Regions from separate parts of the Homo sapiens genome. Here region 1 is linked to region 2. Evidence: read pairs that join two places in POLR2A ChIA-PET (ENCODE). Cell type or tissue: IMR-90. All regions are shown on one strand. Each heading gives the region's core, and the rest is flanking DNA. Links, peaks and the distances in the headings are about the cores only.

Region 1 (2,831 bases), core at 1-2,500, 920 kb before region 2:
CCCCCGCCCGTGCGCCGCGTAACTGACTGGCACACTGAGCGCGCTCACCGATCTTGACTTGCTCGCGGTAGCTCTTTTCGTTGAGGCAAACCCCGCGGCCGTGCAGCAGGGCGTGCAGCGGCTTCTCCTCGTCCTGCCGGGGGAGGCAGCGCAGCCCCTGGGCGCAGCGCTCGGTGTAGACGCCGCACGACTGCCCCTCGGCCAGGGCGCAGGTCATGCAGCAGCCGCAGCCCGGCTCCTTGACCAGCTCGCAGCCCAGGGGGCTGGGGGGGCACATGGAGAGGGCTTTCTCGTCGCAGGGCTCGCAGTGCACGAAGGAGCCCAGGCTCTGGGCCGGCCCCGCATAGGCGGCCAGCAGCAGGAGGACCGCGGTGAGCAACACCATCTTCTCTTAGTCGCCCCCTTTACCTCGGGGTGGGGCAGGAGAGCGAGAGTGCAGGGATAAAGGGGCCAAGAGGGCCCCCGGAGATTTTTTTGTTTTTGTTTTTGTTTTAAAATTTCTGGCAGGTAGAGCAGGTGCCCTCCCCCAGACACTTGCAAAAATGTAGAGAGAGGTGGAGGGCTGGGGTGCCTGCGAGCAGGTCCCAGTTGCAAGAATTAAAGCCTTGCAACAGGTTGGGGGAAGCAGGGCAGCGCCAGGTGCACGCAGTGAGCGGAGGCCGGAGAAACCCTCAAGCCTGAGCGGGTCAGAATTATAGGGGAAAAAAAGCCACAAAATTGTTCACCCCCAAGCAACCACCGAAATAATGAGATCGGATGCAGTGGAGATGGCGTTGGGGGTGGGAGAGAAAAATGGATTTATCTTTAAAATTTTTGCTTAAAATCTAAAATACACCCCGCTTTCTAACCCTCAGCTGCCAGCGGTGCGCGGCGCCGCAGAACAGGTAAGAGGCGTTGGCTGCAGCCGAGAGGGTGGGAGAAAATGTTGAAATCAAGAAATTAAAAAACAAAAACAAAAACAAAAAAACCCCAAACCCTAACACCTCTTTTCTCCCACTTTGCCACCTCCTCTTCGAAATTCGCAGGTTCTACGCGAAGTCCGGAGAAGGGTGAAAACGGAGGAGGGGTAATGAAAAGGAGCAAAAAAGGGAAAAAGCCCACACTGCTTTGCAGCTCTTTCCTAGCTCTTTTCCCCTGCAGAAGTTTCCAAAGAGACTACGGGGCTCCGGGAGAGCAGGCGCTTTTAAATAGCCGGCCCCTGGCTGCCAGCCAGTTTGTAGCTGCAATTTGAGCTTCCCAACACCCAACTCAGGCAAGGATGCCAAGGAGCTTTGCAGTACAAACTCACACGGGGTGGGGGTGGGGAGAGGCCTTCTAGACACAAGGGGGCTCCCCTTCGCTCCCTGAACAGCGCCCTCCTCCCCTCTGAACAGCGCCCTCCTCCCCCCGGAATGTAAGAAAGGGGCAAGGGGGACAGGCTGGGGCTACCGAGAATGGGGAGGAGGTGGAGGGGCCAGTGGAAGACAGAGTTCTTCGGAGCAGGGTGAACACAATGAGGAGAGTAACTTCGTCTCCCCTTCCCTCCTATCCTTTAAGTAGTCAAGGCACAGGCTGAAGGGAGACGTATTTTCTTATTAGCCAACTGGATATACCGTGCCCAAGAAATCTTCCTAAGCTTCTGCAATTGACTGTATGCTGGTGTCTGTTTCCATGTGGGGTGTGTGTGTGTGTGTGTTTGGGGGACAGGTAGTGTAGAATGGCCAGTGATGTCTGGTGAGCTAAATTTAAAAAAGAAGAAAAAATTGAATTTCTCCCCTAAAAGTCTGGAGAAGAGGATTTAATCAGGGGGTTTCAGTACTCATGATGAAGAGGTGACCAGTTGCCTTCAGCTGCGTTGGCCAGGGAGGTTCTCTCTCTCTTTCTCTCTCTCTGTGTGTGTGTGTGTATGTGTGTGTGTTGTGTATCTGCAGGAATGGACATTCATACAACAGCATTATTGAGAGCAGTGAGTTGCAGAGATGGACACTTTGGAGGAAATGCTAAGTCTGAAAACCTTGCATGGTGGCCTAAAGTGTCCTTGTGTGTGGGGTTCTTAGAGGGAAGAAAGGTGGATTGGAGTGACACTTCCCTCTCTGTCACTTTGCAGAGGTATTTCTATTGGGCAGGGCCACATCCCTGGAGGGAGTGGGTGGCAGAGTAGCTGGAGGAGACCTTGTGATAGGTTGACAGGTTAGTTGGTGCTTATAGGCACATCCCAGGAATATGAGCTGACAGGGCCACAGGACCTGCTTGGAAGAGGTCCTGACCAGGAACCGAATCATGCCACTAGAACCTCTTTAATAAAATGAAAGAAAACTAAGGCCTTGAAATAGGAAGGTGGTGGTTTTAGCTTTTTCTGAAATTGACCTGAGTGAGCCATGAGCCTCACAGGCAAGTCAGAGAGAAATGACCAATGTCACTGCCCCTGCTGGGTGGACTTGGTGTGGGCTGTTACACCTTTTACATTGTGCTTCCTCCCTTGAGAAGTATTCTAACTTTCCTTTGGAGAAGGGGCTGCATTTCATGAAGTTTGCCACTAGACTGCACCCTTATCTATGATAAGAATTCTTTCTGGAGGACTGCTTTCAAGAAAATATTTTTTCTTGCTCGTTCAGTTCAGGAGCATCTCACTTTATGCCGTTAACACCCCCAGATCCTGATCTCTCTTCTCACTTATCTATTTGCCGAAAGGCACATTTTAAAACAAGGTTAACGTCTAAAGTTATGTCTTTGCCTGTATTGCCAAAGGGGGTTTAGCCACGTGGTGGCTGGGAGAGGGAGGAGCATTGTGTGTAATGATTAAAACAAAAAATAGCAGCAAGGCTCATCTTAATTTCTTCTTTTCTCAGTCT
Region 2 (2,906 bases), core at 205-2,704:
CATAGTCCACCTAACAAATGCATTGGTCATTTCCAAAACCTCATCTGTTTCTCTTCTACTCATCCCCTTTCTGTTCCTCTGACCATCTCAACAAAGAGTAGGGCCAGGTTTGGTGGGAAGGAGAGGATGAAAGTAGATGTGCTAGAGCCATGCCCTCAACAGGCACAGTTATGCTCTATGGACAGGCCAGAGGCTCTGAGACACTAGAAATTCACTAAGATGGAAGTGCATCATCCTCTGCCTCCAGCCACTGCCTGAAACACCTTGCAGAATGGGTGAAGGGTTCCAGTTCTCACTGGGTGTCGTCTGCCAGTCCTTTTTGCCTTTGGAAATCCATGCATTCTATGCTATGGCACAAGACAGTGCTGAAACTCTGCTCTTCTGTCAGAACTTCTGGCAGATAGAGACTGGGCCTCGTTCTGAGAGTGGAACCATCCCTGTGTGGGACAGGGACATCAAATCTCATTGTACGAGCCTTCTTCTTCCCAACACCACCACATGACCACTACATTTCAGCCAGGATCCCTCGTTAGCAGTGAACACGGACAAGCAGATGGAGAATAAGAGACCAAACAAAATAGCATGATGTTTCCTAGAAGGCACATATGAGTCTCTTCCTCTTCACCCAAGGATAAGGGAGGCAATCACTCTTCTTTGACCCCCAGGATCCTAACCCCAACATAATTTTCCATTCCTTTGTGTCTTAGTCTATTTTGTGCTATTATTTTTTCTAAGTGCCACAGACTGGATAATTTATAAAGAACAGAAATTTACTTTCTTACAGTTCTGGAGGCTGGGAAGTCTAAGATCAAGGGGCCAGCATATGGCAAGGGACTTCTTGCTACGTTATCCCATGGTGGAAGGTGGAGGGTGAAAGAGATAGAGATAGACAGAGAGACAGAGAGAGAGAGAGAGAGGCCAAATAGCTAAAATTGCACTTTTATAAGGAAACCACTCCTGCAATAACAAGCCCACTCCCATGATAACAGCAGTAATCCATTCACCCCACCTTCTTGGTCTAATCACCTCTCATTAGGCCCCATGTCCCAAAACTGTAGCATTGGAAATTAAATTTCCAACACATGTTTTTTTTGACAGTCACATTCAAACCATAGCACTTTGGAACCAAATATGAAGCATTTAGATGCTCTATTTGAAAAACAAGGAGATTAGAGTAGAGAATCATCGAAGTCACTTCAGACCACATATTCTTAGTTACACATCTCCCGGAGAGGAATTCATGAGATGCCTGGAATCTAAGTTTTGAGCCAAGAAGCTTCTCTCTGGCCTCAGTGTCCCAGCTGCACTGCGGAGCTCTACCCACTTTCAGAGTTTACCTAGAATCGGAGAGGAGTGACTACAGGAAAATGAAGCATAATTACTTCATTTTCATATACATGAATAGTATCAGAGTATTTCCTGGTGTTCCCTTCTTTAATCTCTCTCTCTCTCTCTCTCTCTCTATATATATATATATATATATATCTCTATCTCTCTCTCTCAGCATAGGGAAGGGGATGACTTCCCATCTTTGGTCTTCCTGCATGTTTTTGTCTCTCTCATCTCAGCATTTTTAGAGATGTGTGGGACCTCTTTCCACAGGTCTACCCAGTTGGGACAGGCAACCCAACCTTTCATAAATGATTCCAGTGTGCAAACAGCAATTTACACTGTGGCACTCTGGAGCTGCACCTTAGCATGGTCTTTCCTTCCCCCAGGACTCCTGCCTCAGGAGCAGCTGCCTGGGTATTAAGACCAGACCGGGCCTCAGCAGTTCAGCCGCAGGTCACAGCATGGCCCATGCACACCCGATGGGCCGTGGAGGTTCCCAGCCAGGCTTTCCTGCCCGCCTGTGAGGGAAGGGGGTACACAGCAGCCAGCTCCACCTGGGTCCTGATCTGTCTTGGAATGCACGGGCAAAGGGGGTGGGATAGCCCGTGAGGCAAAAAAAAAAAAAAAAAAAAAAAAAAAATGTCTGCTCCTCTTCCCATTTTACGTCTTTCTCTCTTTCAGCTTAGCAAACTAAAGTTCAAATCAGGGTCAGGGAAAGGGGGTTGCTAATGGAGTTCAGATTTCAGACACAGGAGGAGCTGGGAGGCAACTGCTGGGCCTCTGTTTAGGGAAACATGTAGGACATTTTCTCATTCCCCAGCATCAGCTGCTGAGTACCTACTATGTGCCAGGCTCTGTGTCCTAGGGCTGGGGATACCAATATGGTTCTACGGACCCCACAATGAAGGCACAGACGTATCAGTGGTGACAAAAGTGCTAATAGTGGTTTGTGGAATGTGCAAAGGGCTGTGAGAGCTCGGTGAGAGATGACAGCGGCTATGCAACGCTACTTTTTCATTCGAAAGACGGAAAAGGGCTGTGCACTATTAGAAGGCAGAAAAGTTAGAAAATGTTTCCTTCTTTCCATCTAGAAACAGAACCAGCTTATGTCTCAGACATGATTTCTAAAGTAATCCTCGCCTTGTCCTGACTGGGGTCAAACTTTACATCTTGTCTCTGTAAATGGACTCCCTGATTGTGCAGGACACGTGGCCTGTGGGACCCAACGTAGCAGGAAGGTTGGCCTGGAGCAATAGTTGTCTATTCTTTTATTTAGTCACTCAATCAATAAACATTGATTAAATGCCTACTATGGATTATTAAATGCCAAAAATCATATATATGGTGAACATGAACAGGAAAAATGGGATAGAATAGTTTTAATTGGAACATTCCTGAAAAACAATGTAAGACATATAATTGTTATATATAATCCTCTTCTATATTCTTGGCTTCTTCTACCTCTATGCCTAGCCTAGCCTAGCCTAGAGCTCATTTTCACCAGTCCTTGACAAATTATAAAAAGTTTGGTGAAGCATGTACAGGTAAGGACTTAAGAGAGAATTTTACTAAGG

The links. Peaks named below come from ENCODE experiments on the same cell type or tissue, not always from the same donor. Only the 100,000 strongest peaks of a DNase experiment are listed, where the experiment ranks them.
Region 1: POLR2A ChIA-PET joins it to region 2 with 16 read pairs; 2 of 35 experiments call an interaction of 5 or more read pairs at or near these places.

The regions. Positions count from the first base shown.
Region 1 is chr2:216,694,391-216,697,221 of GRCh38, forward strand. It overlaps IGFBP5 (insulin like growth factor binding protein 5), which reads right to left and starts at 1,159. Exons shown (of 4, transcript NM_000599.4): 1 at 49-1,159. The coding sequence starts at 385. IGFBP-AS1 (IGFBP5 antisense RNA 1) reads left to right here and starts at 56. Exons shown (of 6, transcript NR_187138.1): 1 at 56-371. In IMR-90, for the core only: a CTCF peak has its summit at 1,346 (motif pointing right); a DNase peak (open chromatin) is centred at 1,241; H3K4me3 peaks cover 1,313 bases; H3K27ac peaks cover 2,331 bases.
Region 2 is chr2:217,615,903-217,618,808 of GRCh38, forward strand. The region is part of intron 2 of DIRC3 (disrupted in renal carcinoma 3); the gene reads right to left. Among named protein-coding and RNA genes, the nearest start is that of DIRC3, 170 kb to the right of the region's middle. In IMR-90, for the core only: no CTCF peak of the experiment used is centred there; a DNase peak (open chromatin) is centred at 1,239; H3K27ac peaks cover 373 bases.